Linked DNA regions of Homo sapiens: region 1 is linked to region 2. Evidence: chromatin contacts called from ENCODE Hi-C or POLR2A ChIA-PET data. All regions are on one chromosome and are shown on one strand. Each heading gives the region's core, a stretch centred on a gene start or an enhancer-like site at or near the end of the contact. The rest is flanking DNA. Distances are from core to core; before and after follow the strand shown.

Region 1 (5,480 bases), core at 2,338-4,837, 110 kb before region 2:
TTTTGGCAGGGACAACAAATGAGAACGGTTCCTGGAGAAGTGGACCCTGGGTGACAAACCAAAGCATTATACCAGAGGTTTCTGAGAATATAATGACCTAGTTGACTAGATTGCCTATTTTGTTCCAAAATATTAGTTGGCAGATAAATTTGTGAACTATTTTATTATTATTATTGTTTTTTTGAGACAGAGTCTCACTCTGCAACCCAGGCTGGAGTCAGTGACACAATCTCAGCTCACTGCAACCTCCGCCTCCCAGGTTCAAGTGATTCTCCTGCCTCAGCCTCCCAAGTAGCTGGGATTACAGGCATGTGCCACCACACCTGGTTAATTTTTTTTTTTTTTTTTGAGACAGAGTCTTGCTCTGTCGCCCAGGCTGGAGTGCGGTGGTGCAGTCTTGGCTCACCACAACCTCTGCTTCCCTGATTCAAGCGATTGTCCTGCCTCAGCCTCCAGAGTAGCTGGGTTTACAGGCACCCACCACCATGCTTGGCTAATTTTTGTATTTTTGGTAGAGACGGGGTTTCGCCATGTTGGCCAGGCTGGTCTCGAACTCCTGACCTCAGGTGATCTGCCCACCTCAGCCTCCCAAAGTGCTGGGATTACAGGTGTGAGCTACTGCGCCTGGCCAACAATTTCAATAATGATTGCTATTTCTTAAACTCCTACTCTAGTGTCTAATTTAATCTTCACAACAACTCTTCCAAGTAGGTACTATTATTCCTGCCTTACAGACGACTTACATCAGCGGCCCCGGGCGGCCGCTGATGAACCTCAGGTTCAGAAAGGTTAAGTAAGAAGTAGTCAGCAGTGAGCTGAGATTGGAACCTGGGTCTGTTTGCTCCAAACCCTGTGCTATTAAGCTCTAGGGGTAGGAGGCTTATACTATTGTGGTAAAGAGCTGCCAAACTAGTTTAAAACCATAATGTCAAATATATTTGTGTGGTCTACAAACTTCTTTAAATTGCATTGACATCAGTGACTCATATGAGCCCACAGCAACCTGCAGCAGGGTAGGCTCAAATGAAAAACCTTGTCCCAGGGCACAGGTGGGACTCCCAGCCCCAGACTCTAGGCTGTGATAGCTAAAGACCTAATCTGTTATCTGCAGTTGTTCATTCATCAAGGACAGTTTCTTGACCTCCACAGATTCTCTAGTCTTCAGGTTCTCCCAAGTCATTGGGGATTGTGTGAGTTGAGCTCCTATCCGTAACTCCTCCACCTTTGCACCTTCTCCCAGCAAACTTTGGTCTCTGTAACCCCTTTTCAGGTAATAAGAAATGGTAACCCCCAAGTTCAGAAAGGAAAGCAAAGCAAGGATTTCTGGTTCAGGGAGAAAACTACCTCCTTTACGCTTGGCTTATTTTCCATTAAGATGGAAAGTTGCAAATCAATCAGGAGAAAATTGCCCTCGGGACTGTCAAGCAGACATCTTTGCTCAAATCAGGCCTTGAATGCATGTGTCAAAAGCACCTCACACTCTCATTCATTGCCAGCCAAGTCTCTGGGGGCAGTCCAGTTGATTTGGGAGCATTCAGTCAGATCTAACATTCATTGCACACATCTTCTGTGTATTGCAGCTGTCAGGCTGGCCATCTGATTACTACTTCCCATTCATGGGTCCAATGAGCAAGGTGAATCTACAATGCAATAAGGAGAACACTTAGAAATGAAAGGCAGAGGCTGGGTGCGGTGGCTCATGCCTGTAATCCCAGAACTTTGGGAGGCCCAGGTGGGTGGATCACCTGAGGTCAGGAGTTCGAGACCAGCCTGACCAACATGGAGAAACCCGGTCTCTACTAAAAATAAAATAAAAAAAAAATTAGCCAGGCATGGTGGTGCATGCCTGTAATCCCAGCTACTCGGGAGGCTGAGGCAGGAGAATCGCTTGAACCTGGGAGGCGGAGGTTGCGGTGAGCCGAGATCGCGCCATTGCACTCCAGCCTGGGCAACAAGAGCAAAAGTCCATCTAAAAAAAAAAAAAAAAAAGAAATGAAAGGCAGAGCTGCCATCCTCCACGCTCCAGGATTCTCGAGCTGAGAAGACTGAAGGCAATAAAATTTCCCCAGGTTTTAAAGGAATCAGGGAAGGAATTGTCAGTGAACAGCTACCTCATGCAGGTGTTTGGCATAGATTAGCTGATTTTGTCTTCATAGCATCTCTACCAGGTAGATGCTATGATTACCTTCATTTACAGGTGTAAACAATATTTTAGCTATGGAAAGTAGAACTTTAAAAACATAATAAATTATAAATAGGCTTTATGGGTGAGCCATTATATTTAAAATGAATTTCTCCTACAGAAGCTACCTAGGAAGAGTTTTCTGGGCAGCGTGGTTCGTGGTTATCATTTTTTTTACTGCTTTGTCCTACTGTCCTCTGAGATAAACTTTAAGCATGAGAAACTTTAAGCATGTAGATTTTGTGGTCAGACAGATCTGGATACAAATCATGACTCTTTGGGTAATCAGGAAAATGAACTCACTAACTATTTCAAACAGTGAGAATTTAATACTGTGGCTATGTAAGTGATGGAAGAACTGAGAAGCCAAACAGGGGAAACGGGGGCAACCCAGAGATTAGCAAGAACAGGAAACCACTACCATCCCTAGTGTGGGGCCAGATGAAGGAGATGGAGCCAGAAGCTGCCAAGGCTGTGGGTCTCCTAGCTTCTCCTGTCCTCCCACCCTCAGTCTGTGCCTGTGGCTCCCGTTGTCCAAACCCAGCCAAAAGCCAGCTGACAAGGGAGCCTGGGAAATGCAGCCTGCCTGGGGATGGGATGGGGATGGAGTGTAGGGGTAGCCCACATGTGACACAGAGTATTAGAAGGAGAGCAATGGATCTGAAGGCAAACAGACAAATGATGAGCCCAGCTCTTGCTAGTTTCAAGTTCCTCCTTTATAACACGATTTCTATCTCACAGGGTTGTTGTGAGAATTAAATGAGTAAATGTAAGTAAAATGTTAGCACAGTTCCTGGCACCTAGTATGGAGGCAGCTACAACTAACTTTCCCCTAGATGGGAAAACCAAGGTTCAGACACATTAATCTGTGCAAGGAAAAAGCATGGGAAGCTGGGAGATCAGTGTGATCTTGGGCAAGTCATTTCTCTGAGTCTCAGTTTCCCCACCCTACCAACTCCCTGGGCTGCTAAGGGGATTCATTCCTTGGGCAGATATGTACTGAGCACTTGCATCTTCCAGGCACTTTGGGTGCAGGTACACAAGGCAGATCCACTAAGTCCCGCTCTTCTGGGGTTTACAGTCTGGACGGGATAAAGATACTGTAGAGAACCTTCTATAGATCACTTTATAGTGTCACTGTGATAAATGCCATGAAGTGCTGTGAGGGTGGGTGACACGGTGGTCTGGCCTGGTCTAGGGAGGTCAGGGCGGCTTCCCTGTGACTTCGGCTGGACCTGCAGCATGAGCTGGCTGAGCGTGTTGTACAGCCTGGGCCGAGAGCGCTGGGAACAGCACCAGGGACTCTTTGGAATGTTTAAACGTTAACCCAGCCGTCGGCATCGCGCCCCTGGCCTACCCTAAGCCAGGCCGCGATGCTCGCGCCTCCGAGGGCCTCCCGCAGTCAAGCCGGGACCTCGCCCAGCAAGGACTCCAGGGCTGCCCAGGCAGGGGCGCCCGTCCGGCACCGGACTCCCGCCCTGGGCCCAGCTCCGGCGCTCGGCCAGCCCCGTGCCCCGGGCGGCCGCTGATAGTCGGCTAATGCGTATCGAATTTTTGTGGAGTTCGGCCCGCGCAGAGTGCGCGCGGAGGCGCTGCCCGAGCCTCTTAATTCCCTTTGCATCGATCCTGCCGTTAATGACATAACCTTCTCCCCTAATTAACTGACAACTGCATTAGGCGGCGCGCCTCCGCCGCACGCCGCCCACAGCTTCCCCCACGCAGTTCCGCCCGCGCCGGTGCGGGGCTGGGGCGCAGCGGCTCCGCCTGGACTCAACTCAGGGTCCGGCTGCCGTGGTGGAGGGGAGAGGATAGTGTTTCAGGATCGGGATGCCCCTGCCATCCATATCAGCTCAATAAACATTTGCCGTTATTTATATTGTTGTTGTTTACCTCTTTGCCACTTAACATACTGTAGCTTACTGTTTCATTACAACGACCCAAGAGGCAGAGAGTGGAAATTGGGGCTTGGAGAGGTGGAGGGACTTCGGCAATAACCACGAATGTGCAGCAAGCTACTGGGGGAGGCGGGACTCCCACCCTCCTAAGCAGCCTGGGACTCCAAGTTTGTACTGTTAAGCCCTAGGCTACCCTCCAACGTGTAATTTAGACCCTACTAAAGCTATTACATGCAAAGTGCTTAGCAGAGTACCTGGCAGATAATGAGCACTCAATAAATTTTAGTATGTCAGGCTAATTTACGGAAATACTAATTTGTGTTTATTCTCCTTTGCCTCCCTTTTTCTGGATGGCCAGTTCAGTCAAGTGGCCAGGTTTTCTAATTACTTGGGCAGCAGAGAAAGCAGAGGCAGTGGGCTTGGTCTCTTGCCAATTCAAACACAGGAGTCCCAAATTTTGTGTAATTTAAAGGATCATTTATCTCTTACACACACACACACACACACACACACACACACACACGCGCGCTATATGCTGGAACCAGGTCAGGACTTAACCTCAATTTCATTTGTAAAATACAAACACTTTGCCAGGCACAGTGGCTCACACCTGTAATCCCAGCACTTTGGGAGGCCGAGGCCAGTGGACCACCTGAGGCCAGGAATTTGAGGCCAGCCCGGCCAACATGGCAAAACCCCGTTTCTACTAAAAATACAAAAATTAACTGGGCCTGGTAGCGTCTGCCTGTAATCCCAGCTACTTGGGAGGGGGAAGCACTAGAATCACTTGAACCTGGGTGGCGGAGGTTGCAGTGAGCTGAGATAGCGCCACTGCACTCCAGCCTGGGCAACTGAGTGAGACTCTGTCTCAATAAATAAATAAAATAGATGAAATAGCAATTCAAGTGTCCTGCCACTATTCATGAAGCTGAATTGGCATTTGAAGGTGAAGAAACTGAGGCTCAAAGAGGTTCATGGAATTGTTCCCTCATGGTACTAAGACTTCAGGACTGGAAACTCTCTCTCCATGCTTCACCCACCACCTCTTCTTTTTCCCTTTGCTTGCTGGGAGTCACCTTTCCACCCAAGTTCCTGAGCTCACATACTGTCTACTTCCTACCCGAGAAATCCAGATTTGACAAGTCCCTAACACCCAGCACTGAAGAAAATATTAGATTAATATATCCCCCAGCCAGCCATTTCCTCTTCCTCTCTGACAAACCCATGAGGCACCACTCTTTAGCAAAAAGGCTCATCATTTTTTAGATCCAAAGACTGAAGCTCAGCAAGATTAAGCAGCTTGCCTGAATTCACCCAGCTGATGGTTTTGCTGAGACTCAAATGCAGATCAAGCTGGATCTGCTTTCCATTGTGTCCTTTAGACTACAATATGCTTTCTTTGA
Region 2 (6,389 bases), core at 76-2,575:
TTTCCTTGGTGCTCCACAGGGTTGGTTCTAGAATGATTTTCCTATATGTTTTATACTTTAGTAAAAGTATAAAGTCAATAGTTGGTTACCCCTCTCCCCAAGCCTTTGTTACAAGAAAAGTAGGTCAAGGGTGTAGACAAGGTTATGGACAGGAGATAGCTGGGGTAGGCACAGAAGCCTTGGAGAAAGAACCAGCTACCACTATTTCCTGTCTGTAGGGAAAATCAAAAAGTCACTTTTAGAACAACAGTCATGGGTTATTACTATACCCTTTATCTTTTGTATCCATTTTGTGTATACTCAGTCTCTGCATCCATGAGACCATGGAATGTGCTAGTCCCTGATATTGCCAGCTTTAAATGATTGAGGCAATTTCCTGTTGCTTATTGTGGGTAACAATCTAGCCAAAAATCTCAGCATCTCACTTTCTCTGCAGGCTCCTTTTCTAATCAGGAGCTATCAGTCTCCCACACCTGTATTAAATGCATTCAGATAAGAGTTACAGAATTTTCTTTGCCCCCAGCCCCACTAATTCCATGGTAAGATGGAGTGCTACTAAGAGAACCCCTTTACTGTTGGTCTATTTCCAGTTCCCCTAAGAGTTGAATGGAGAAACACGTAGACTTAATAACATTGGCAGACTAGGAAGGGGAAGAAGTTAGGTCGGTTTTAGGAAAAACACCAAGATGTTGGGGGGCACGTTGGCCTTCAGTCAGTGGAAAGAGTGGCATTATACATCCAATGGAAGTAATACATTGGCCAATTGGAAAGGAACCTAAGAAGTGCTGGCAGTATAGAATGGGATGGTGCTGTTATGGGCCATTGAGAAGGAAGACATTGTGTCTCATGGACCAATGGGGAGAACATTTCCTACAAGACAGCAGGTAGGAGCTCATATTTTCAGGATAGGAAATCAATGGGGGTATTGGAGACACTAAATAGCTCAAAACATCCACTCTCTAGGTACCTTGCCCCTCACCCCCTTACCCCGTAAATGTCTTTGGTATCCGAGGAGAGCAAGCTAAAGCCCTCTCATATATACGACTCCCTGAAGGAAGATTGAGACCAGGGATGATGCCATGGGGAAGCTGAAGGACCCGCCCACTTCCCTACCCCGGCCGGACCTGCAATTCCCCTCCAGACCGCAGGGGGCACTGCAGGCCCCGGGGAGATTGGGGCGGAGCGCTGCGAGGGGCCAGGAGCTGTCGCCCCGCTCCAGAGCGCGGGGGGCGCTGTGCGGGGCCCAGGCTGCGGCTCCGCTCCCGGCCACGGGGGGCGCTGCGCTGCGCCGGTGGTTGGTGGTGGCTGTTGGGGGGGGTGGGGGGGAACGGCGGCCGCGGGTGGTGCGGAGGGAGGCCTTGCGGGCGGATCGGGCGCTTGGCGGCGGAGGTGGTGGGAGGCGGCGGGCGGGAGCGCGGGTCAGGCCGGCCCCGGCGATGGCGGACGCGGCGGCCTCCCCGGTGGGCAAGCGGCTGCTGCTGCTGTTCGCGGACACTGCGGCCTCAGCCTCGGCCTCGGCTCCCGCGGCGGCAGCGGCGAGCGGAGATCCGGGGCCTGCGCTGCGCACTCGAGCCTGGCGGGCCGGCACGGTGCGGGCCATGAGCGGGGCGGTGCCCCAGGACCTAGCGGTGAGTGGCGGCCGAGTCGGGCACTCGAGGCCGGGGCTGCGGGGCCTGCGGGCGGCCTCCCCGGGGGCCTTTGTGAGGGGGCGGTGGGATGGGGGTGACCCATTTCCGTGCCCCCGGGTCTCCTTAGCGCCCCCCGCCGGCACCTCCGCACCCCGAGCGCTTGCCGGCATGGCTTCCGCGTCGGGGTGTGCGCCCCGGTTTCCCCCGGGGGGCGGCCAGGGCGTCCGGAGCTGCTGCTTGCAGCCAGCAGGCCCCGCCTCCTGGGCGACCCTTTTCTCGGCGTTCCCCCCAACACGCCTTCGGAGCAGGCTCTCGAATCTTGAGCTCCCGGGAGCCTCAGAGTTCGGCCAGTGTTGCCGCTGCCCTCTCGAAGACGCGGACCTGTGGTCCCCAGCCTCTCCCAGGAGACCTGCGCCCTGTTCCTTTTCTCCCAGAGCCCCAAGTGGGGCGGGAATGTGGGCAGTTATGGGAGGCACGGAGGCTGCAGTTGGAGCTGGTCGGGGCTTTTTTATCTGGCAGTTACTTCCTCATCTGAGCTGGGCTCGGCCTGGCGGTCTCCAGAAAGGCCAGCTCTCGGCACTGTCTCGAGCTCTCCTCTCCTTTCCTTAACGCTTCTGGGTGACAGGAGCTGCAGTTGTGGCTGTTTTTGTTAAGTTTGAGATCTTTCTTAGTGGCCGAACGGGGCTGCTGGGTAGTGCTTTTTGCTCCCAGCTCAGCTACTCCCCCAACCTTGGGAGAGGTTTTGTTTTGAAACTTTGTGTTTGGGCTTGGCCCTTTTTGAATGCCTTGGTGTGTTTTGTGATTAAAGTTGTTCAGTCATACAACTTAACTAGCATTCGGGATCATGATGTGTTATTCTCGTTAATGTGGCGGTAAAATATAGTGTTTGAGTTTTGGCAAGCCACTTTATTTCCTCATTTTGATAGGGGCCCTAGCTTCTCTGGTGAGATAAGGCTATGAAAAATGGTGTGTGTGCGTGTTGGGGCAGGGGGTGGTCTTTTGGAATGTAATAGATCAGCAAGCAGAAAGTAAATTTTCTTGATGAACTTGCTTTTGCAGATATAAACGGGAACGCAGTTTGTGAGATTTGGAAGTAATGTTGTAGGCTTCCGATGTTCATTTTTCTTCCTATTGATCAACGGTGTTAGACTGTCCTTTTTCACTAATATACAAGCTTTATGGATTTTTTTTGTGGATGGCTTAGGCTTTGCTTCTGCTACTTGGGTTCATTTGCTTTGATTTTTCTTCATGCTGTATAAGAAACGTTACTAGGACATTTATAAGGCCTCAGTGGGGCAAATTTGCAAAAAGATACTAAAAATTTAAGGGGATGGAATGATGATTAAGACTGGGATTTGGATCTCTATTCCTCTGCGCTTTCTTTAAAAGATGGCTGGGATGGGAAAAGAAGTGTCCATTTCAGATTCATTCTACCACCTTGGAGGCAAAACATACTTAAGATCCACTATTATATGCATACTTTGACCGAAGGCCTACTTTGCCCTAGCTATTCATTGGGATTTTTTTCTGGTTCTTGCAGTGGTCGTCTCGTTTCCTCCATCAGATGAATTGCTAATGAGCTCTGCACCTGAAATGGCTCCCCATTCACTTTGTCGTTTGCTGTGCTCCCTAAGGGCAGAGGATTTTGGAGCTCACTTCCTTGCTGGACACCCACTAAGCTAAATACTGAATAATTTTACCACTGATCCCACGGAACTGGGTTCTCAAACCAAGTAAAAAGTTGCAGTGATTCTTGGAAATTAAAGCAAAGAACATTACAGCTGTGTTGAGGTCTTGCATAGGGCTGTGTGAATGTAGAAGCAAAGGCAGGTTTGTATTTTGAGAATACATTTATGCTTGTCTTACATGTATATCCAGGGACATAGATGAGAAAACAGCCAGACCAAAACTCAGAGCCTTTAGATTTTTTCACCAGCTTGCAAAATTGTTCAAGAATTGGTATTTTGTTGAGGTTCTATTAATGACAATGACCAGTGTAGGATGAGAATGGGCCGTTTTCTTTTTTTCTCATTAAGAGAGATTTCCTTTGGACCGTAGGCATGTGGACCTTTCCAATTTGCACCACACACGGTAGTAAACACAACTGTCTTCCAATCAAAAGTGTTCTTCCCGTACTCAAGGGTGGAGTTTGCAAGCAGCTGGCCTGTGATTGGGCAGATTTTCATTCAGTTATGTTTAAGATGTTTTCAGGCATGCTTGGTTTTGAGTAATGCCTAGCAGGGCGCCCCCTTTTAAGGATGAGTAATTGAGGGTTGGATGAATGAGTTTCTGAAGTGATTGAAAACACACTTCTTAATTTTAGATTCCACGAATACATCTCTTTCTAAATACTTTTTGATTCAGATATCCTATAAAATACAGTACTGATCCATTAAATGAAACCTTTTTTGGAAAACAGTAACAAAGCCAAGTGCTACCTTAAGGTGAGATGTGAAAAAAAGGAGTCAGGATCCTGTTGATTGAGAGTTTTGTTGATAAGGTTCTCATAGGTGGACATCTTCACCAGCAGAAGCCATGCTGACAAATTACTCAGATGTTTAGCCAAGGCATGAAAACAGCTTTTCCCCCACTTTCTAGTGGAATAGTAATTTTATTTGTGTTTTAAAATGGGCCTTTTATTTTTTTAGAATTAGTTTATGGGTTGTATGCATTTATCTCTGGCTTTTCTTTCCTAATCTGGTGTCCTCTTTGTGTTCCTAAATCATTATTGGCTCATGTAAGTTGCAGAGACCTTGGGACCGTCACGTATATGGGTATTGTAGATAAAACAGACCAAAAAAAGAAACCCATGGATTTTCCTTTTTTTGGTTATAAAAGCAAAGCTTGTAATTTGCAAAATGTCAAACAAAGGTTTACACAAGAAAAACCAGCAATCTCTTTGCTCATCTTTCTTAATGCTAGTACAAAAAACATGAAAACATTCAACCGTATACAAAGAGTTCCCTCTTTTTTTAGCAAATGGTGTCCTACTGCACAATATTTGCACCCTGCCTTTTTTTTCTTTCATTTGACAGTATACCATGGGGATCAATACTTACAGATTTTACTCATCGTTTTTGGTAACTACCTTATATTCCATAGAATGGATGTACCATAATTTATTCAGTTATTCCTCCTGTTAATGGACATTCAGGTTATCTAAAGTTTTTTTGGCAGTATAGACAATGCTGTCATTAATATACTTGTATACATATTTTTATGTAATCCAGGTTTTATTTCTGTAGTTTAGCAATCCAGGGTTGAAATGGTTCGGTTAAGAAGTATATGTATTTTTTATTTTATTACATAATGCCAGGTTATTTTCCAGTAGGTGTATAGCATTTCCTACTCCCACCAACAGTACTCAGGGTGCTTGTTTCTCTTTACCCTTGCCTTCACTGGTATCATCAGTCTTTCTCATTTTTGCCAATCTGATGGGTGAAAAACAATATCCATAATTTTCATGACTATTTGTCCTTTTTTTCCATGTGTACTGGCTTTTTCATTTCTTTTATTTGTTACTTATGGATATCTTTTGCTCATTTGAGAAAAATAGGAGTTGTCTTACCACTCTCTGCAAGTTCTGTGCATGGATATTAACTCCTTCACCTGCGTAGTGGGTTGTATTTTGTTTCACTTGTCTCTTGACTTTTTTTTTTTTTTTTTTTTTTTTGAGACACAGTCTCGCTGTGTCACCCAGGCTGGAGTGCAGTGGCTCCATCTCAGCTCACTGCAACCTCTGCCTCCCGGGTTCAAGCGATTCTCCTGCCTCAGCCTCCCGAGTAGTTGGGACTACAGGCGTGTGCCACCACGCCCAGGTAATTTTTTGTATTTTTAGTAGAGATGGGGTTTCACCATATTGGCCAGGATGGTCTCGATCTCCTGACCTCGTGATCTGTGCCCACCGCGACCTCCCAAAGTGCTGGGATTACAGGCGTGAGCCACCGGGCCTGGCCTCTTGACTTTTTTTATGGGTTGCTTTGCTATACAGAAAAATAAGAATTTTATGTTATCAGAATTATCGGGCCTCTTTTTGTTTGTTTTGTTTTTGAGACAGAGTCTTGCTCTGTCTCCCGGGCTGGAGTGCAGGGGCATAATTACAGCTCACTGCTGGGCTCAAGCAATCCTCCCAGGGACTACAGGCATGCGCCACCGGGCCTGGCTAGTTTTTGTATTTGTTGTAGAGATGGGGTTTCGCCATGTTGCCCAGGCTGGTCTGGAACTCCTGGGCTCAAGCAGTTGCCTGCCTCAGCCTCCCAAAGTGCTGAGATTCCAAACATGAGCCACTGTGCCTGGCCTGACTTTTCTTAATAGTTTAGGATTACTTGACTGGGAAGGAATCCCCATCTTGAACCTATATAAATATACTTTAAAAAACATTTTTTTTTTTTTTGAGACAGGGTCTCACTCTGTCACCCAAGCTGGAGTGCAATGACACAGTCACAACACACTGCAGCTTCGACCTCCCTGGGCTCAGGTGATCCTTCCGCCTCAGCCTCCCAAGTAGCTGGAACCACAGATGCACACTACCACGTCTGGCAAATGTTTGTATTTTGTATAGAGATAGGTTTTGCCATGTTGCCCAGGCAGGTCTTGAACTCCAGTCAAGCAATCTGCCTGACTTGGCCTCCCAAAGTGTTGGGATTACAGGCGTGAGCCACCATGCCCAGCCAACATTTTTGTTTATTTTTACCTTTAGATTTTTGGTACATCTGGAATTTATTTTTTTATTTTTATTTATTTATTTTTTTTGAGACGGAG

Evidence for each region. Hi-C counts contacts between places; a loop is a spot of excess contacts on that map. ChIA-PET counts read pairs that join two places held with the same protein, here RNA polymerase II (POLR2A). Pooled maps may share reads with other maps.
Region 1: a loop to region 2 is called in a pooled map, with 2.1 times the contacts of the local background. The contact joins the enhancer-like site here to the promoter of KDM3B in region 2. A Hi-C loop is called at or near these places in 3 of 50 pooled maps. POLR2A ChIA-PET finds 5 or more read pairs at or near these places in 7 of 52 experiments (GM10248, GM12878, K562 and 4 more).

Annotation. Positions count from the first base shown.
Region 1 is chr5:138,238,309-138,243,788 of GRCh38, forward strand. No RefSeq gene overlaps it. Among named protein-coding and RNA genes, the nearest start is that of CDC23, 28 kb to the left of the region's middle. Within about 2 kb of position 3,588, at least 5 of the 41 ENCODE cell types and tissues checked have a DNase peak (open chromatin) inside an H3K27ac peak, as active enhancers do.
Region 2 is chr5:138,351,360-138,357,748 of GRCh38, forward strand. KDM3B (lysine demethylase 3B) reads left to right here and starts at 1,326. Exons shown (of 24, transcript NM_016604.4): 1 at 1,326-1,628. The coding sequence starts at 1,437. RefSeq lists silencers at 1,026-1,105, 1,126-1,365, 1,446-1,915 and an enhancer at 2,166-2,265.